2 separate regions of the Homo sapiens genome follow, and region 2 is linked to region 1. A link is an interaction called in ENCODE POLR2A ChIA-PET data of the cell type or tissue named here. Cell type or tissue: HepG2. All regions are shown on one strand. Links, peaks and the distances in the headings refer to the core of each region. The heading gives the core; the rest is flanking DNA.

The links. ChIA-PET counts read pairs that join two places held together with the same protein. Peaks named below come from ENCODE experiments on the same cell type or tissue, not always from the same donor. Only the 100,000 strongest peaks of a DNase experiment are listed, where the experiment ranks them.
Region 2: POLR2A ChIA-PET joins it to region 1 with 8 read pairs; 2 of 35 experiments call an interaction of 5 or more read pairs at or near these places.

What each region holds. Positions count from the first base shown.
Region 1 is chr9:129,544,305-129,560,332 of GRCh38, reverse strand. No RefSeq gene overlaps it. Among named protein-coding and RNA genes, the nearest start is that of LINC00963, 64 kb to the right of the region's middle. RefSeq lists a cis regulatory region at 1,357-1,370 and enhancers at 1,291-1,435, 1,448-2,093, 2,742-3,387, 3,388-4,035, 4,683-5,330 and 1 more. In HepG2, for the core only: CTCF peaks have their summits at 6,931 and 11,107; DNase peaks (open chromatin) are centred at 8,192 and 11,052.
Region 2 is chr9:129,398,899-129,403,898 of GRCh38, reverse strand. No RefSeq gene overlaps it. Among named protein-coding and RNA genes, the nearest start is that of LINC01503, 64 kb to the right of the region's middle. RefSeq lists an enhancer at 3,907-4,851. In HepG2, for the core only: no CTCF peak of the experiment used is centred there; no DNase peak of the experiment used is centred there; H3K27me3 peaks cover 3,478 bases.

The sequences.
Region 1 (16,028 bases), core at 6,210-11,209:
CATGCCTGTAATCGCAGCACTTTGGGAGGCTAAGACAGTTGGATCACTTGAGGTCAGGAGTTCGAGACCCACCTGGCCAACATAGTGAAACCTGGTCTCCACTAAAAATACAAAAATTAGCTGGGCATGGTGGCACACGCCTGTAATCCCAGCTCCTGGGGGGGTGGGGGGGCAGGGCTGAGGCAGGAGAGTCGCTTGAACCCAGGAGACGACAGCTGCAGTGAGCTGAGATCACGCCACTGCACTCCAGCCTAGGCGACAGAGTGACTCTGTCTCAAAAAAAAAAAAAAAAAAGGAATTGCAAAAACCGCAATTACTTAATAGATCTGACCAAGACTCTCCCCAGGTTCAAACCCCGGCTTCAAACCTTTTGCTCCTTATAGTCTTTTTTTAAAACTCTTATCTGTGGCTCATTGTGTCTCAAGACAGCCAAGCAAACCGAACTGCTAGGAATTTTCCCAATGGAACATTCTCTCTGCAAGTCCTTTGCTCTTGCGGTTGCTCCTCCAGGAGCTCCTGCCTCCCTCTTCTCTTCCCTTCCTTGAGGCTCAGCATGGGAGAGGCCCTGCTGCAGGTGCCCTCTGACCTCTCAGGTAGGGGAGGGGGCCTCTGTCCTCTGCAAACCTGCGCTGAGTGCTCTGGATGGTTCCGTCCCTTGGATTGGGCCTCCCCAAGGGCAAGACCCTGCCTGGTTCACCCTGGCCGCTCATGCAGAGGCCTGCCTAACATAGCTGCTGAATGAATGAATGAATGAATTGAATTGAATAATGGACAAAGCCCAACAGGGAGGGTTAGCATAAAGGGGAGACAGGCCAGGACTGTGGGTCAGCAGACCCTATCCTCCTCCCAGTCCCCCCAGCTTGCTGTGGGCTTCTTTCTAGCTGGTTACGGCTCTGAAGTTCTGTTTTATGCATGACAAAGTGGTCTCCAAGGCATCTGGCTCCAACTGCCACATGCTCACCCATTTCCACAGCCACATGGAGGGAATCACAGTCATGCTGAGCCCATCCTCCTTGGGTGACTGATGGAGAAACTGAAACTCAGGGGTGGGGTGGCTGTGGGTAGGGGAAGAGCTGGACCTAGCGTCGCTCAGCGCTGGAAGCCCACGTGCAAGGAGTGTGGAGAGAAAGGAGTCCCTCATGCCCTGTGTGCTGGAGTGGTGGCCTCCTGGGCTGGCCGGGGCCCTCGGGAGTTGGGGTCAGGACTTCTCCTGTCTGGTCCTTCCCCAGGATTCAGAACCTACCAATAGGGAGGAAGAAGAGCAGGGTCGCTCTGAATGGGTCACATATCCAACTGGGGGAGGACATTGCAGCGGGCAGCTCAAGGTCATCCCGAGGTCAGACTCTGTCCAGCTTAATTATTCATTAACCAGGCGAGTCCAGGCATTGAGTTAATGACCAGCACCAGGCTGGGGCCAGTTCCTCCCCGGAGGGTGGGCGTGACCTGCAAGGTCGGGGCAGCCTGCACCTGAGTAGTTGGTGGAGCATTCCTCCCTCTGTCCCTCCCTCCCTCCCTCCCTCCCTCCCTTCCTTCCTTCCCTCACCCTGTGCCTGGCGATTAGCAGGGCCCTGGAGTCCAGATGGGCAGGGGAGGGGGGCGGGGCAATGGAGACAAGGACAGCTCAAAGTGGTCTGTGCATGGCAGGGATGGCACAGGAGTGCTAGGGAGCCCAGGGGAGACCCCCGGGCAGTGTGGGTGAAATCAGCACAGCTGGTGGAGGGGAGACGTCCCGAGGAGCCCCGCAGGGTCCGTGCAACTGGCCCATATCCCACTGGTTTGGTGCCGTCAGGGTCCTTGGCAGGCTCCCAGCCCACTCCAGCCTGGCTCACCTTTGGCGGCACCCCCTTTTCCTCAGGGCTGTTGCCATCGAGATGACTTCTATCCTTGCTTCCCTTTCGCCGGGGCTCCCTGGGGACTGCCTCCAGTGGCCTGGCCGCCAGGCCACCCCATCCGCTGCGCCTGGCTGTCCTGCAGGGTTTGTGGCCTGGTGGCTGAGGAGGGGACTGAGGGTCCCCGCAGTGGAGGCTGGAGCAGGATGGCCAGAGGACAGTCCCCAGGGGAGTGAGCAGCCAAGGGGAGGGTCCCAGGGGGCGTCGGGGAGAGGGAGGCTCCGAGGACCCGGGCTGGTGGTCTTGTCCTGGCACTGGGACGGGATAGCCTGGGCTTGGGGATCTTGTGTGCTGGGGCCCCGGTATGCACGTGGGAATGGTGGGGTGGGAGAGGAGAGTGAGGCAGAGTTGGATGGAGATGAGTTTTCAGGGTGTGCAGGGTAAGAAGGAGACAGACAGGGAAAAAGCTAGACTGAGCCCCAGCGGACAGGGGTGAGGCGGGGACCACCATGGTGGGGATGTGGGGACAGGGTGTCTCTTTGGAAGGTGTTACGACCCCCCTGACAGCCAGGTCCCCAGCATGGGGGGCCAATCTGGATCCTGACCGGGTGGGCCTAGCACTGGCGCCCCCACTCAAGTAGGAACCCTCGAGAAACCAAGGGGAGAGGGGAGTGGGAGGTGGGCTTCGGGCTTCTGGGCCTGGAGGATGGGTGGTGGGGGTGAGGGTGGAAGCCCTGACCCCAGCCTGGCTGGGGTTGCCCTGGCAGGGGCGGAAGCTGCCACCGCAGCCCTGGGCCAGCCCCACCTCTCCCAACAAAGGCCCAGCGAGGAGAGGGCGTGTTTGTTCAGGCTGGAGGCTGGTGGGGGGCAGGAAGCGGAGTTTCAAAGCGGTGTCACCCTTTGTTACCCCCTCTTCAGTTCCACCTCCCGCCCCAGGCTGCATTCCAGAACCGGAGGGGGTCCTGCCCTGGGAGAAATCCGCTTAGCCAGAGGCTCGGGTTACATACAGCCCAGCTGCGGGCGAGGCCCAGGCCTTCCCAGACTGACACTGAGGGCTGCCCGGACTTTCCCAACTGCTAGACCTGCTCCTGGACCACCCTGTCCCCACCCTGGGACCCCCTTCTGGACCTTGGGCCTTAGGAGGGAGGAGGAAGGAGCCGGGAGGAGAAGAGAAGGGGGAAGGCCCCAGCCCCATCCTCTGTAGATGATGGGGGATGGGGTTTGGGTTGTTTTTCTGGAAGGGAGCGGGGACTGTTGTTTTCTGCCCCGAAGCTGACCTCGGAACAAAGCTTGCCAGGAGATTCCTGGTTTGAAGGAGGTGGGCTGTGGGGAGGGGGATTCTTTCTTTCCTTGTAGGCCACATAGTATCTTCTCTTATTTTTAGTACTTTTTCTTTTTAGTACTTTCTTGATGTATATTTTACGTTTGGTAAAATGCCCTGATCTTCAACGTATAACCCACAATTTCTTACATGTTTGTTGGCAAGACAGCCGATGGCTTCCATCCCTCCAGAGGGAACCGCCAGCCTGACCTCCATCACCACCGACAGTTTTGCCTTTTCACCCAACTGAAATCAGAGCACGCACTCTGCCTCTCCTGGTTTCTGCCCAGCGTACTATTTGGGACCTGTCCCTGTCCAGGCCTGTCTCCGTAGCCCTCCCCTGCCATTGTTCAGTAGTATTTCCCTGTCTGTTCATCCCCTTGCTAATGGCCAGGCCTATTGTTGCTGGTCCTGGGCAATGATATGTGAAGCGCTGTGGGTCACCTGTCTTTGAGGAGAGGCAGGGACTGATGTGACTTTTTATTCCCCAGTACCCCACCAGGAGCAGGCATTGACACAGGGCCCTGGCACATGCTGTTCTCTCAGCCAGGAGCCACTCCGCCCCCTGTCCTTGGAGTGACTGGCTCCTTCTCAGCTTTCAGGTCTCAGCCTAACCGTCACCTTCTCAGAGACACCGTCCCTGACCACTTGGTCTCACAGCATCTCCCATCCCTTCACCCCAGATCTTGTTCTTTGGTTCAGTTATCATGGTGGGATCCCGATCCCACCATGGATCCCGATCCAGACCCCAAGAGAGGGTTCTTGGATCTTGGGCAAAAGGCCGAGGCGGGTGGATCACCTGAGGTCAGGAGTTCGAGACCAGCCTGGTAAAACCCTGTCTCTACTAAAAATACAAAAAATTAGCCAGGTGTGGTGGCCAGTGCCTGTAGTCCCAGCTACTCGGGAGACTGAGGCAGGAGAATCACATGAACCTGGGAGGCGGAGGTTGCAGTGAGCCGAGATCTCCCCACTGTACTCCAACCTGGCGACAGAGTGAGACTCCATCAAATAAAAAAGGGTGGTTACTCCATAGACATAGCAGCCAGGGCTGCTTGTTGCCCACTTTAATGGTTATTTCTTGATGATATGCTAAACAAGGGCCTTCCCAGCCTGAGACGGAGGGCCGCCCGGACTTTCCCAACTGCTGGCCCTGCTCCCGGCAGTTCATGCCTCCCCTTTTTAGGTTATATAGGGCAACTTCCTGGCGTTGCCATGGCATCTGTGAACTGTCGTGGCGCTGGTGGGAGTGTAGCAGTGAGGACGACCAGAGGTTACTCTCATCACTATCTTAGTTTTGTTGGGTTTTAACCAGCTTCTTTATAGCAACCTGTTTTATCAGCAAGGTCTTTATGACCTGTGCCTTGTGCCGACCTCCAGTCTCATCCTGTGCGACTTAGAATGCCTTAACCATCTGGGAACGCAGCCCGGTAGGTTTCAGCCTGATTTTACCCAGCCCCATTCAAGATGGAGTTGCTCTGGTTCACATGCCTCTGACAGTGGGGCCTTTATTGCTATTTGCTGCCATCTTATCCCTGTGCTATTTCTTTTCTGTGGTCCCCACCAGAGATTTTGCATCCCAGTGCCCAGCACAGGACTTGGCACGGGATGATTAATCTGTGGGTTCATCTGTAGGCATTGGGTGGTGCAGACTATGCTGGGCTGAGAAATGCCTGGCCCTGTGCTTGCTGGATGCGGCAGAGACCAGGAAGAGGTGGACACAGCCCCTCACACTCTAAGCCTGGTTGAGGGGGGGCTCAGGCTCCAAGCCCCTGTCCCTGTCCCTGCAGTGAATGGTCTTTTGCAAACAAGAACCAAACATCCTCCTTTTTTTTTTTGAGATGAGGTCTTGCTCTATTGCCCAGGCTGGAGTGCAGTGGTGCAATCATAGCTCACTGCAGCCTCGACTTCCCAGGCTCAAGGGATTCTCTCACCTGAGCCTCCTCAGTAGCTGGGACTATAGGCATGTGCCACCACGCCTGGCCAATTTATGTATTTTTTGTACAGATAGGGTTTTGCCATACTGCCTAGGTAGTCTTGAACTACTGGACTCAAGTGATCATCCCACCTCAGCCTCCCAGGCATGAACCACCTCGCTGGCCTGCCCTTCTGTTTTATCAGTGTGTAGCGGCACTGGATTGGGGGATGAGCCAGCTCTAGGTGCCGGCCTTGTTTAGGCTCAGCCAATTCCTTGGCAGTTGATTGGTTCAGGAGCTCTGGTCTAAGCCAATCAGCACACAGCAGCATCTCCTGGGGATCTAGGTTGGTCCAGGCTGGACCCAGGAGGCCCTCTCTCCCTCCTGCTGGGCTCAAGGAAGGAAGCAGGTGGCCTCCGCTGCTCCCTGAGGAATAAGCTCCCACTGAAGAAGGGACTCCAGAGGACTGCCCACCTCTGGGCTTCCTGTTGTGTTGTGCCATGTGATATCCTTATTGCTTAAGCTAGCCGGGGTCAGATTTCCTGTTACTTACAGCCAAAAGCATCCCCTCTGAGGCAGCGTGCGGAAAAGGAAGCCATGCCATCCAAGCAGACTCCCCTGTGTGGCCCTCAGGCCTCGAAGACCTGGTCCCACCTTCTCTTTCCTTTTTTTCTTTTCTCTTTACTTTTTTTTGAGACGGGGTCTCGCTCTGTCACCCAGGTTGGAGTGCAGTGGTTCGATTTCAGCTCACTGCAACCTCCATCTCCCTGGTTCAAGCGATTCTCCTGCCTCAGCCTCCCGAGTAGCTGGGATTACAGGCGTGCACCACCATGTCCGGCAAATTTTTTGTATTTTTAGTAGAAACGGGGTTTCACTGTGTTGGCCAGGCTGGTCTCAAACTCCTGGCCTCAAGTGATCCACCCGCCTCGGCCTCCCAAAGTGCTGGGATTACAGGTGTGAGCCACCCGCCTGGCCCTCACTGCTAATTTACCACCAGCTGTGAGATTCTCCATTCTCTCAGCTCAGCGTTTCTTGCCTCCTGTCTCTTGCACCTCAGCGGGGGAGCACAGTGGGGTCTGAGTCAGCTCCTGCTAAGGAAAGGACTAAGTGAGCAGAATCTCCTCCTTGTACCTGATGGGCAAAGGTGCAGATGGCACCTGCTAGAGCTGCGTCCTTAAGAGACACACAGGGATCAAGTGCTTGGGGAAGAGCATTAAAGGGGGTATGGGGCCATGCTGCCAGACACCCTTTAGCAAAAGTTTGAGGCAATAGCAAAACCCCGTCTCTACAAAAAATACAACCAGCTGGGCATGGTGGTATGCGTCTGTAGTCCCAGCTCCTCAGGAGGCTGAGGAGGGAGGATTGCTTGAGCCCAGGAAGTCGAGGCTGCAGTGAGCCATGATTGCACCATGGCACTGCAGCCTGGGTGACAGAGCTAGACCCAGAAGGCAACCCCTCTTGCCCTTTCCGTTGATGCCCTGCAGCAACAAAAAACCCTGTCTCATTTTTGCCAGGTTAAAAACCACTTCTGTAACAACACTTGATTTAATCGGATGACAGTTATGATCAGATTACATCAAGCACTTTCTGGGTGTGCATCGTCTGTTAAGCTCTCTATGTCCTTGACTTTGCTGGACTGTGACCTTGTGAGAGGCATGCCGTATGTTATTCTTAGGATAAGGATATGCTTATTGCTTAAGCTAGCCGGGGTGATGACACAGAAGGGAAACTGAGGCCCAGGGAGGGTAGGTGAATCACCCAACATCACCCTGCTTGGGAGAGGCAGGGACAGGATTAGAACTCAGGCCTCCTGATCCAGACTTGAGCACGTTCTCCTGCACACTGCCACACACTGCTGCCTGCAGAGGGCCTGCTGGCCAGTTCTTAGGATCAAAGTCGGGGAAAGGGGGCAGAGAAAAGGGGAGGGGAGCTCTGGGTTCCAGGGGTTGCTCCATCTGGTCCCAGAGGGGTGACTCCATCCAAGAAGGAGTTTCACTTTTTTGAGCTTCAATTTCCTAATCTGTAAAACAGGCACAGTACTGGTATCCACCTGACAAGATTTTTGTGAAAATGACAAGGGCATTTTCATAGGCTGTTCCTCTGCCTCTGAAGTTCTTCCTGGCTTTTGGAGAGACCAGCTCATTCTCACCCTCAGGTCTCAGCTCCAGTGCCCCCTGCCCACCTGCTATGGGTTGAATGTTTGTGTTCCTCCAAAATTCACGTTGAAACTTAATCCCCAATGCACTAGAGGTAGGGCCTTCAGGAGATGATTAGGTGGTGAGGGCTCTGCCCTCACAAAGGAAATTAATCCCTTTAAAAAAGGGCTTGAGGGCCAGGCGTGGTGGCTCATGCCTATAATTCCAGCACTTTGGGAGGCCAAGGCAGGAGGATCACTTGAGGTCAGGAGTTTGAGACCAGCTTGGCCAACATGGTACAACCCCACCTCTACTAAAAATACAAAAATTAGCTGGGCATGGTGGTAGGCGCCAGTAATCCCAGCTACTTGGGAGGCTGAGGCACGAGGATAGCTTGAACCTGGGAGGCAGAGGTAGCAGTGAGCCGTGATTGCCACTGCACTCCAGCCTGGGCAACAGAGGCTCTGTCTCACAAAAAAAAAAAAAAAAAAAAAAAAAAAAGGAAAAAGAAAGAAAGGGCCTGAAGCAGTCTGCTTGGACCTTTTTGCCCTTCCTCCATGTGAGGACACAGCTAAACAGCTAAAAGGTACCATCTTGGAAGCAGAGAACAAGTCCTTAACCAGACACTAAATCTGTTGGTGCCTTGACTTTGGAATTCCCAGCCGCCAGAACTGTGAGAAATAAATTTCTATTGTTTATAAATGACCCAGTCTAAGGCATTTTGTTATAGCCCAAGACACCACCCCTATCCAAAGCAGCCGCCCCGTCCTCCCTTGCTGGCTGGTTGCTGTCCATCTCATTACCTCGCTGATTTCATTTCTGGTCCTTATGACAGGCTGCGCTTCGTTCTGAATTCATTTGTTGTCTCTTCTACCAGTCTGTGAGCTCCATGAGGGCAAGGGCCTGTCTGCCTCCCCACTGCATAGCCCCAGCATCTGGCACAGTGCCTGGCAAGGGGAGGGGCTCTGTAGAAAACTTGCTCAAGTGGTGAATAAAGGCACAAAAAATGCTTACTGCAGTGCTTGCTGCATAGAAAGTGCTCAATACATGCTAGCTGTTGTTCTTAACGATAAAACAAACACAGACTCAAAATTGGAGCCTGTCTCCATATAACAGACCTTTGGGCCACTCTGGGCTCTACCTACTCCAGGCTGGAGTGCAGTGGCTCGATCTCAGCTCACTGAGAGCAGAGGGTGGGGTAGAGTTGGGGACCTCCACCCCCCCGGCCCAAGTATGTTTTGAGTCCTATTTACCATAGCTGTGGGAACAGAGTGGGCAAGGGCTGCACTCCTAAGGTAAGTTCTGGAAGTGGGGAGGCTGGGGGCAGGCCAGGTAGGTGCCAGTGCCCCTGTGAAGTCCTCAGAGACACCCCACACCTCAGCCCTGGGTGAAGCCCACCTGTCATTCCTTTTCATGCCTCTCCCCAGTTCCTTCCCAGCCCCAGAGCACCTGTCATGACCCCTTTGTCTCCTGTGAGGTCCTTGTCTAGAGTTCCTAGCTGCAGCCCTAGGGCTTAGAATGCACTTGGAGCATAGTAGGTCTTCAATAAATAAGTGCTGCATAGATTAGTAAGGTGCATGGGAGGCATCACTGGGGCTGTGGTGTTCTGTTTGTTTGTTTGTTTGAAACACAGTCTTGCTCTGTCGTCCAGGCTGGAATGCAGTGGCTTGATCTCAGCTCACTGTAACCTTCTCCCAGGTTCAAGGGATTCTCCTGCCTCAGCCTACCAAGTAGCTGGGATTACAGGCATGCACCACCACGTGCAGCTAATTTTTGTATTTTTAGTAGAGACGGAGTTTCACCATGTTGGCTAGGCTGGTCTTGAACTCCTGACCTCAAGTGATCCGCCTGCCTTGGCCTCCCAAAGTGCTGGGATTAGAGTTGTGAGCCACGCACAGCACCTGGCCTGTTTTCATTTTTTTAGACACAGTTTCCCCCTGACGCCCAGGCTGGAGTGCAGTGGTGAGATCTCAGCTCACTGCAACCTCGGTCTCCCAGGCTGCAGTGATTCTTATGCCTCAGCCTCCCGGAGTAGCTGGCATTACAGGTGCGCATCACTACATCCAGCTAATTTTTGTATTTTAGTAGAGACGGCGTTTTGCCATGTTGGCCAGGCTTGTCTTGAACTCCTGACCTCAAGTGATCTGCCTGCCTCGGCCTCCCAAAGTGCTGGGATTACAGGCGTGAGCCACCGCGCCCGACCTGGGACTGCTTTTTTTTTTAACCTTTCTTAACCACTGGTGTCTTTGAGAAACCGATGAAATGTTTGGATTCTCTCCAGACAAATGCACCCCAAATGTGACACAGAATTTCAGGGACACCCCCCACCCAAGGTCATCCACAAAGCCCAGCTTAAGATCTGTTTGTCTGAGGGAGAGGGGGCTCCTGAGATCCTGGGGAGACGGTGGGGAAGGTGTTACCAAGGGGGACATGGGGACCCCAACCACCCCACAGCGGGCTGGCGAAGAGTGGGGTGGATGAACCCCTTTTCTTGTACTCTCTGCTCCAGAAGGAAAGGGGGCGAGTAGGAGGTGATCGGGGAGGAGCGGGAACACAGGAGGGAAAGAATCCGAGGCAGCGGAAGAGACCGGAATCGGAGGGTAGGGGCGCGGTGGAGAGGCTCAGCCCCGCGGAGGGAATCGGAGCAAGCGCAGCGGCGCCAGTGGGGAGAGGGCCGGGCCAGGGCCGCCCAGGAGGGCCGAGCGCCGCCAGTGCCGAGATGCCCGGGCCGCCGTCCAGCTCCGATCGCCTGCCGCGTTCCTGGCAACCGCGCGCGGCTTCCCGGCGGAGGCGGGGCCCGCGGAGAGGTTACATCTGCACCAAGTGCCTGGGCGCAGCCGGCCCGGAGGGCAGTGATGTGGGGTTCGGGTGGGGGAAGATAGGGGGCCCTGGAGGGGGCGCGAGGGCGGCCGGCGAGCCGGGCGGGGAGAGGGAGGAAAGGCTGCGGCGGCGGCGCGGTCCGGGCCCCGGAAACATTCCTCCGAGGGGCGCCCCCGCCCGAGCTTCTGGGGTCCGCGCGTCCCGGCCGGGGCTCTCTTGGGGGTCGCCTCGCCCGCTTTCCGCCCCAGAAGGCCAGTGAACCGTTCCCCCACGGCCTCCCCAAATCCCAGAGTCCGGCCGCTCCCGCTGGCCGTCCCCTCTCCCCCGAGAACGAGCCCGCCTGGAGCGGTCGCGTGGGCTCTGACACGGGCAGGAGGGCTGCCACTTGCGCCCACCCCCTCCTTCCCTCGCGGTCCGCCGGGTCCGCCCAGCTCTCGTGGGATTGGGCTGGTGTCTTCTGCACCCAATCAGGTGGTGTGGGCACCGCACTGCGTCACTCCCCTGCTCCCGGACCATCTGCGGCTCCCTATTACCACCTCTACATTCTGGTTTACAGCCTTGAGTAGGGCCCAGCACCGCGGGTAGGCTCGGGTGTCCCACTCTCCAGCACCGGGGGTCCTCCTCTCTGGTTGGGCTGTGGGTTGAGGGGCTCTGGACCAGACACCGGCCTACCCCGTGAGCCTCCTCCTATTTTTCTTTCTCTTTCTCTCTCTCCTCTCCCTCTGTTCCTGTGTGTCTGACAGCCTCTCTGTCACGCACACACATTGTATTGCTTCTGTCAGTAGACTGAATGCATTCGGTGCCACCTAGATACCAGCCAGGTCCTGGGCCTTGCACTGGGCCCTGGACGGCACCTGGGCTGAGCCGGAAACAGCCCCTGCCCTCTGAGAACTCAGGCCCTGGCAGGCAGAGTGGAGGCTGCCCAGGGAGGAGGGTAAAAGCTGAACTCTGGAGTCCAGTCAGTAGCTTTGGGTTTAAATTCCGCCCTTCCACTTCCTGGCTGGGTGTGTCCTTGGGCAAATTATACTTGGAACCTCAGCTGGCCCAGCTGTCAAATGGGAATAGAATTGTCAGTCGGCGCCACCTCATGGGGCTAGGTTGGGAGGGTTTAAGGAGATAACACCAGTAGCTCTTGGCATACACGGTCCCTTTTAGTAAGCTTCCAGCATGGAAGGAAGTACGAGGACAGAGACTGGACAAGAACCGAGGGTCCATTTGGAGTCCTTAGAATCGATGCCTTTGAGCAGACAGACTCCCCAGCAGCCCTGCAGGCATCATCAGAGAATAACCGAGTTTTCTAACCCCCTCATGTCAGACCACTATCATTCAAGCACAACCATGGGTGTGAGCCCCAGTTGGGAAAGTTTACTATTAAGGCTCTAAAAGAAGCCTGCAAATACTGGAGCCCAGTGCATAAATAGAGAGGGAGCCTCAGCTGAGACGCCTGAGCTAAGTGTCCAGGAGGCAGGGGGATTTGGGCCAGGGCTGGTGGGTGTATCATGGCACTCCAGGAACAAACAGGGAGCCAAAGGCAAAGGTCCAAAGCATGACTTCCACAAGGACACACACACACTCAGACCAACCAGGGTCAAGGCTCCAGTTCTTGTTTCACGGGTCCTGGTGGAGCCTGGCCGCTTGCCTCTGGACACAGCAGCCCGGGAAGTCACCACCTTCCGGCGGGCTGGGACAGGGTTTCCTCTGAGCCCAGCAAAGCAGCAGGCAGGACGTGCTGCTGCCTTCTGGGAGAGTTGGCCTTGCAGAGCCTGGGAAGGGGCAGACGAGGGAAGGAGGCCTGTCACATAGGGTTCTTCCAGAGATGGGTCGGGCCCTTGCAGATCTTAGAGCCTCCGTGAGATCCTGGGCTTCTCAGAGAAAGGTTTGTAGCAAGTGGGGAGGGGACAGGGCAGCCAGGAACAGCCTGTGCTCACTGCTGCATGTACATCACTCCTTGGGACCTCAAGATCTGGTTCTGGCTCTGTCCCTGAGCCAGTGGCCCTCTCCAGGCCGTGAGCCCTGGAAACTTCAGCCAATCACAAAGTGACAGTTGGCACTGAGTTGGCACTTAGGACATGCCATGAGCTTAAAGGTATTGTCTCCCAGCAATCCTAGGGAGTTGGTACTCATTACATTCCTTTCTATGGATGAGGAGACTGAAAGGCAGGGCCTGAGCTGCTGACACGCAGTCAGTCACCGGTGAAGCTGGAACTCAAAGCCAGCCTTGCCAGACACCCAGGTCTGAGCTCTTAACTGTGAGCTGCGAACCCCCTCCAAGGTGGACCCAAGAGACGTGCAGCAAGGAGTGGGCAGTGGTGAGAAGCTCCCCCACCCCCCTGCTGCCAGGCTTCCTCCAGTAATGTGCCCATTTTACAGATGAGCTACCAGGATTTCGCTTTGGTGACTTGCCCAAGGCTGCACTGCTCAAGAATGGAGTCCATAAAAAAATAAAATCTGAGCAGATTGGAGCTGCAAGGGGGCTCAGAGCTCTTCTAATCAAAGCTTATTTTCCAGTCAGGGAAACTGGTCCAAAAAAGGCCAGGCCTCCCGGGACCGACTGGAGCTCTTTCTCCATCATCTTGGGCCACACAACCCTCCCCAGTGGATCCATAGCCCGCTAACTAGTGAGTCCCATTGAGTGGAAATGGAAGGTGGATTAGGGAGAACAGCTCAATAAAAGAGTCCAAGTTTTGGCCGGGCGCGGTAGCTCACACCTGTAATCCCAGCACTTTGGGAGGCCGAGGCAGGCGGATCACCTGAGGTTAGGAGTTCGAGGAGTTCGAGACCAGCCTGGCCAACGTGATGAAACCCCATCTCTACTAAAAATACACACAAAAATATTAACCAGGCGCAGTGGTGTGCACCTGTAGTCTCAGCTGCTTGGGAGGCTGAGGCAGGAGAATCGCTTGAACCCGGGAGGTAGAGGTTGCAGTGAGCCAAGATTGTGCCATTGTAATGGCAGCAAGAATGAAACTCTATCTCAAAAAAAGAGTCCAAGATTCACCCAGGGGCGGATGAAAGAACTCCCTGAGCCCTGGTGGAATTCCCCAGCGTGGGAGAGGGAGAGTGCAGCCCATGGGGGCAGGTCACAGCCCACACTCTTCCTTCAGGATCTTCTCAGCTCCCAGAGCTACCTTGCCTTTCCTGGCCCTGTGGAGGGGAGAATGAGGGCAGAGCAGGGAAAGTGGAGGGGTCCTGGGGCCCTCTGGGGAGAGGGAGCTTCTGTTGCTGTCCCAGCTCATGGGGTGTCCCTTGATAACCAGGAGAGAAGACTTTTCCTTCGCCCCCTTTCCTTCCTTCTCTCCATTCCTCTCCTGCTCCAACAACCAGAAGTGTGAGGCGGAAGCCCTGAAGTTTCTTGGTTTTGCATCTGCAGAATAGGGGTGCTGCCCTCCACATCCTTCAGTCTAGGGTGCTAGGAGCCCAGCAGTCTGTGATCCTGCTATGGAGAGGCTGGGAGCCCAGCGCTCTGATAAGTTGAGGCTAACATTTCATGTATTCATCCTTCTGAGAGATGAGGCCCCTTATTGGTGCCAGGCCAGCCCTACACTAGGGGCTGGGGTGCAGCCATGAATGAAGGAGACCCACACCTGCCCCCGTGGAGTCCCAGGTGAGAAGGTCTAGTTCTCAGCCTGAGAGTCAAATGTTGTGAGTCTACAAGAGCCTTATTCCCACCACATGGCTCTGTCAGACCCGTGATGTTTCTGGAAGCAGGAAGGAGGAAAGAAGGAGTGGAGAAAGGTGGGGTCACACAAGGGCACTAATTTTAATGTTCACTTTCAGTGAATGTAATCTTCTGGGATCTAGCACACCTACAATTTTGAGTGCCTTAAAATGCCACTGCTAATAGACTCATAGCACTTGTGTCTTTCAGGGGACCGTTCTCTGAAGCATCACAAATGCTCTGTGAACATTCATTAATTAGGACCCAATTAAATAGTTATCATTGGCTGAAAATATATTTATTGCAACGCGTTTGACCAGCTACTGGTTTCCCGGCTGGGCCTCCACATGTGTAGTTGTGCTTGAATGATGGTGGCCTGACAGGAGGGGTTAGAACATCGGGTTATCCTCTGACAATGCCTGCAGGGCTGCTGGGGAGTCTGTCCGCTCAAGGGCATTGATTCTAAGGACTTTCAATGGACCCTCAGTTCTTACCCAGTCTCTGTCTTGGTGCCTTCTTCCATGCTGGGAGCTTACTACAAGGGACTGTGTATGCCAGAGTCTTCCAGAAGAAAAATTCAAGGTTGAGCAATAACCTGGTTGCTCACGCCTGAAGTCCTTCCCTTTCCTTTTTTTTTTTTTTGAGATGGAGTCTCGCTCTCTCACCCAGGCTGGAGTGCAGTGGCACAATCTCGGCTCACTGCAACCTCTGCCTCCCAGGTTCAAGCGATTCTCCTGCCTCAGTCTCCCGAATAGCTGGAACTACGGGCACACACCACCACACCCAGCTAAATTTTGTATTTTTAGTAGAGACGGGGTTTCACCATATTGGTCAGGCTGGTCTTGAACTCCTGACCTCAAGTGAGCCACCCGCCTCAGCCTCCCAAAGTGCTGGGATTACAGGCGTGAGCCACCATGCCCAGCCCTGAAGTCCCTTTTAACTCTGTCATTCGGTAGCCCCCGAAGTCTCTTACCCAGTGGTCTAGAGCTCCTCCCGTTCTCTGCCTTCTACTAGAGGAAATTTCCCTCTAGAGGAAGTGCTGCTTGGCCAGGCTCTGTGTTGGCATTGGGGTGGAGGATGAAGGAGATACGTCATATACTGAACTCTTAAGGCCCAGCCCTGTGTCAGACCGGGGCTGAACACCTTGCACTGAATCCGCTTAAGAGCTCTGAGAAGTAGAGAATGGGTTCCAGTACAACAGGGAGGCAAACTTGAGTTACCTGAAATTCCTCACCAAGATTTCCCCAGGGGACTGGGGAGGATGGGGGCTGCGTGGCTGGCATGGAGATCTAGGATTCTCTGGCCCTCCAAGAGCAGAACAGCAGGTGGGACCAGAAGCCCCCCACCCAAGACTGGGCTGATGTGGCACAAAGGAAGGAAGCACGTAGGATCAGCTGCTAGGGAGGTGTTTCAGAAGCAGACAGAGAAGGAAAGCTTGTTTTTAGCAGTGGCCACCAATGTGGAATTTTGAAGGTATTTGTGTAAAGGGGAACCCTGGGACCATGTGAGACACTGTGCCACTCCATCATTTTTTGAAAATGACTGGGACATTTAGTACCCTGCTTGTATTCAGGTTACATACGATGACAGACACCAAGCCGAATGTGCCTAAGGAAAAGGAGAACTTAGGAGTCCACGTGAAACAAAACAGGGATAAGGACAGGAATGGAGCAGCCCTGAGTAAGGATGAGATCATGAGACTCAAATACTTCCAGACCCCTAGCTGTTCCTGTCTTCCTTCTGCCTCTGAGAAACATCTCGGTCTCATTTCTGTCCACCGCATATGGGGTTTCTCTGGGGAGGTGGAGAGTAGGAGGGGTGATTTTTTATTTTTTTAAGTTTTATTTATTTATTTTTGAGACGGTGTCTCTGTTGCTCAGGCTGGAGTGCAGTGGCATGATCTCGGCTCACTGCAACCTCTGCCTCCCAGGTTCAAGCAATTCTCCTGCCTCAGCCTCCCGAGTAGCTGGGATTACAGGTGCGTGCCACCACACCTGGCTCATTTTTTTTTGGTTTTTTTGTTTTTTTTTTGAGATGGAGTCTTGCTCTGTTGCCCAGGCTGGAGTGCAGTGGTACCATCTCAGCTCACTGCAATCTCTGCCTCCCGGGTTCAAGCGATTCTCCTGCCTCAGCCTCCTGAGTAGCTGGGATTACAGGTGCGCACCACCACGCCTGGCTAATTTTTGTATTTTTAGTAGAGACAGTGTTTCATCCTGTTGGTCAGGCTGGTCTTGAACTCCTGACCTTGTGATCTGCCCACCTTGGCCTCCCAAAGTGCTGGGATTACAGGCATGAGCCATCGCGCCCGGCCAAAGCGTGATTTTTTAAAATGCTGATTTCTTTTCTTTAATG
Region 2 (5,000 bases), core at 1-5,000, 150 kb after region 1:
GAGAGGCCCTTGGAGAGAGGGACAAGAGAGGGGTTGGAGGGGGCCCAGCCAGGGGCCAGCCCAGGTAGAAGAATCAGGAAAGCAGAGGCCTGAGGGAGAGAGGAGAGGGGAGGAGGAGGAAAGCTGAGTCCAGACTGCAACAGGGGGCCCAGAGAGTGGAGTGGACAGAGGGGTACCGAGGCTGGGGGTCTTGGATGGGACAAGGAGGACAGGCAGCACCTTCTCCACCAACCATCCCGAGTCAGCCCCACAGAAAAGCCCGGGGGGTCAGGAGTAGGTGAGGAAGCAAAGTGGGGGCTCCCTCAGTCCCGGCCCCATCCTGACCTGGGGAGAGGACAGGCATGAGACCAGCCCCAAAAGGAGATGGTAGAGTCCCCCGAGGTCGCAAGCTCCTCACACTTAGCCCCCAAACACCTCCTCTGCACCAGCTGGGGCTGTGTGACCTCGGGCGGAGGACACTGCCTCTCTGAGTCTCTGAGCCCCAAGAAGGTATTCAGCCTGGTGCTCGCATGAAGGCTCAGTGAGGTGAGACCTGGGTCCAGTTCAGGTGGGTCTGATGGCAGCGCCCGAGGTGCTGGGCACGTGCCTCCTTTATCACCAGGGAGAGTGAAATAGGGCCCAAGGTACATAGTTGCCATGACCTGAGCAGAGAGATGTGCAAGCTGTAAAGTGCTGAGGACAACAGGTTGCTTATTTTAAGTGATATTCTTAAAGGTAAATTCAGGTTGGTGCCAGATCGGGGAAGAGGGAGGGAGGTGCCTTGAGAAGAAATCTCTGAGAACCCAGGTTGTAGGGACAGAGACAGCCTGGGGAAGGAGAAGAGCTGTGCTGGCTCCTGCCCAGGCCACATGGGGGTCCCACCAGAGCCAGGCTGGACCCCAGAGAGTCCCAGAAAGGCATGGGCGTCAGGGTGGGCCCTGCAGAAGGCTCGCCTTGGAGACGTGGGCTCCAGGAAACCCCTCAGCCCCAGAATCCCCTCACAATGCCCCCCCCGATTCCCCCCCCCACCCTGTTGTCCAGGGGGAGGCTGCTGAGGGCAGAGAAAAATATGGGATGGGGGAGAGAAGCTGGGGTCCCCACATTCCAACTGTGGGGTTTTTTCCATTCCCTAAAGGCAAGGAGAACAGTGTCAGGAGAGGAGAGAAAAGGGGGAGGGAGAAAAGGAGGAGGTGGAAAAAGGAAGGCAGGGAAGGCGAGGAACAAATGCAGAAGGATTGGAGCCTTGAGAGAGGCTGCCCGAGGAAAGGGCTAAATGAGAAGAGAAGGGAGGGGAAGGCGGCGAGAGGCTGCAGAGCCCGGGTGCGGCGCGGGCAGGCGCTCCAGCAGCTCCGGGTCTTCCAGAGACAAAGGCCCGAGGCCGAGGAGGAGGAAGAGGAGGGGGAGCAGGCGAAGGAGGCAGCGGCAGGGAGGGGAGGCCGGGCAGCCTGGACGCAGAGCCCGGGCCCCAGACCCAGGCAGGCGAGAGACCTGCCCCAATCCAGCCAAGGCCCGAGCTGGGGAAGAGGGGAGTGCGCTCCAAACTTAAGAGGAAAAAGTCTGCCAGCTGCCCTTGGGGTTACCACGACAGATAAAACCTCATCCAGGCATCAGAGAGCACCCTGCACACGAATGCACAGCAGCGAGCTAAAAATACTGGCTTGAGAGGGAAGAGGGTGAAGGAGGGAGGAGGGGGAGGGAGGGGGCAGGAAAGAAGAGGAGGAGAGTAGGGAGGAGGGTGGGGAGGAGTGAGGAGGGTGGGGAGGAGTTGGGGAGCAGGGAGGAGGTGGGGAGGAGGGAGGAGGGAGGAGCGTGGGGAGGAGTTGAGGAGCAGGGCTGCAGGTTCAGGCTCAGGCAGCCTCAGTTTTCCAGAGCGCCCAGTTTTGCAGAGGTGCAGATGCAGAGAGATGACTGTTTTGGGAACTGCAAGCCTCTGCCCCCCACGGCCCCTCTCTTGGATGGGGGTGAGGTGGGGAGGAAAGAAATGGAGAGAGAAAAGGGGAGAGGCAGGGACCAAGAGAACCTCAGGAACAGGGAGAGCAGAGCTGTGAAGGGCAGGGCTGGGGAGGAGGTTGGGGAGATGAGGGAGGGAAGGTGGGAGGGAGAAGGGAGAGGGAGGGAGGGAGAGAAGGAGGGAAAGAGGGAGATAAGGAGGGGGAGGGAGAAGGGGGGAGGAGAAGGAAGAGGGCAGGACAGGGAGGAGGGAGGAAGAAGGGAGGGAGGGAGGGCAGGAGAAAGGGGGGCAGGGAGGGGTGAAGTGTCTCTGGGGCTCTGAGGCACAGACCACCAAGAGACTCAGCACCTACGCTGGTCTCCTCCCATCCCCGTGCCCCTCCCACCCCCTTGCCCCACTACTGGATCCTGGGGAGTGTGGCAGGGGCTGTCAGGGTTGAGCAGTGGGTTCCCCTTCCAGGCCCGCTCCAGACAGAGGCCCCCACCCTCCTTTTGTTGGGGTCACTGGAAGGGTGGGCCTAGGCTAGGGCCCGGCTCCTTGGAGAAGACCCACCAGTGACCTAGCAGGGCCCAGAGCAGGGGCTGGGCCCGGACATTCCAAGTCAATTCAGGACTCGAGCACCCCGGAGGAGAAGGGACCCGGATTGTCCCCTGGAGTCACCTGCATCTACTGGCCAGTCTCCGGTCTGCCTTGGATCCTGGGAGTAGAGGGACAGCATGGCAGGAAGTAGCCCATTCCACCTAGACAGGAAGAAACCCAGAGCCGCCTGAGGAGGAGAGAGAATGCCAGCAGGATCATCGTGGGGGCCGGGGCTCAGGGAGGCCTCTTGGAGGAGATGGTCTTAACACCTGAGAGCTGAGAAGAATTCAGCCTCACAAAACCCAGAGACACGGTCCCCAAGAGGGAGATGGGGCTTGGAGATGCGGTGGGGTGGCCAGGCCGGGAGTGGCCCGCAGGGTTGGAGCCCAGGCCTGAACCTGGCAGGTCACCGGGTAGTCTCCTGCTTGCTCCTGAGCTGGTGTCAGTGAGAGCTGGGTAGCGGGGCCACCGGGAGGCTGAGGGACCCAGGGCCCGGGAACGTGGGAAGCGAGAGCAGCCCCTCCTTCGTTCCTCGGCAGCCTGGGGCCTCACCCCTGCAAGGTCCGGGTGGCCACCGCTTGCAGGGCCGTCCCTCTGGGAGTGCGCAGGGGGGCCGGGGGACCCTGGGATGACCTTCACCCCTCCGAAGGCAAGGCCTCGTCACGTTCATGCTCCAGCCCTTTCCCATCTGGGCTCCTCCTGTGTGCTGGGAGCGCCATGGCCTTGTGAGAACAGGGCGGCATGGTGGACGGGCGAGTGTGGCACGGCGAGGTCCGAGCCCCTGGCTACTCTCCCCAACCCTGAGAACGCAGGCTGCCTCGTAAGCTCTGTGGGCCTCAGTCTCCTGGTCTCTAGAATGCAGCCACGGGCAGGCTACCCAGAAGTGAGACGCCTGCCAAAAAAAGCCCCGTGCCCGGCCCAGAGCCAACACTTGGTCCATTGGGCCCCAGCTCAAAACCCCCCGAGAGGCCTGCCCTGAGCACCGTCCCTGTCCCTGTGTGCCCCCTCAGTCACAATTCACCAGCACGCAGCCACCCACCGAGGCTGAGCCTCTTCAAATTTGCTTCAATGTATGCCACGCACTGACTCAGGTCTCTGGGCCTCAGTTTCCTCACCCGCAAACTAGGGGTGGCCTCTGGGGACTATTCTAAGGGGAGTGGGAAGCCACAGGCTTCTCCTGACGTCCGTGTGCTCCCTCGCGTCTCACGGTACCGCATCTCCTCCGCAGGGCCTGTCTGTCCTGTGTGACGCTATGTGCCACCCCACACGTCTTCAGCCCCGGAGAAAGATTCTGGTGGTGGAGGCTGTTGAGTAAATGTTCACTTGAGCTTCTCCCACTGCCTTGGAGCCCCTCTTCTGTTTATCTCCAAATTCTCTTTGCTGACAGAGTACACAGTTCAAAACCCCACACTGGGATGAGCTAGAGGACGCCCAGGTCCAGCCCAGCAGTGGCTTCCTGTCCCCTCCGCCTCTGTACCTCTGGGGTCTCCCTCTGCCACTGCTGTCTACCGGGACGCTCTTCCTGGGCCCCTGTGGGACAAGGACTGCCTGTGGCTGAGGTCCCCCTCCATGCAGAACATAGAGCACAGGTGTGTCCCAAAGAGGAACAGAGAGAAGGAGGGGGAGGGCCCAAGAGAGACTTGGAAATGAATGCCAGGAAGCTCAGGAAGCTCAGGCGCTGGACTTGCGTTCGGGACGCCTGGCCTTTCCTTGTGTATTTCTCCTGCTGTCTGCATAAACATTTAATGCAAGAAAGAAAACCAGCCCTGGTTCTTGGGGTGTTCCCACCCTCCTGGGTCCCCGCTGGCTGCCTGGCTTCCTCCTGCAACTCCTGCTGTGTGTGTGTGTGCACGTGTGTGTGTGTGTGCATGTGCATGTCTGTGGGGCATATGTGTGTGCGTGTTTGTAATTGAGGCTGCGGAGTGGAGGGACCAGGGGTTTCCTCTGGGGACCCTGAGAGAAGGAGGCATTTTCACCACAGCCGAACAGGGCGGGACCCCAGCACCCGGGACCCAGCGGGATTTTGCCAAGGTGACGGGGGCTGGCTGGGCCATGCGGCTGTTTGTTTGATTTCCCCTGACTTCCAAACTAGTTGAAATTACACACCAAGCATCGATTTAATTAAGTTTTCCGGTGTGTGGCATAATTAGTAAGACACACGACTGGAACTGGGTGGGCGGTCCCATCCCTGCTCTTGCCTGTTGGAATTCTCAGCCCTCGGGCCACAAAATATGGCAAGTTGTAACGTAGGGGAGGGAAGCGAGGGGCAAGCCAGCCGGAGCTGTCACCTCAGGATGCCAGGTGGGCAAGGGGTCCCCAGGCAGCTCTGCCTCACAGAGGACCAGAAGCTGAGCTCAGATGACCCTCGGGGAGCCTGCCACCTTCCCTGGGGCCTCAGAAGCAGACACGAGGCGTTCAAGAGGGGCCCTGCCCTGGCTATAGCATCAAAGGACTTCAGGACAGGATCACCTGGGGGCTGTTGGGCACAATC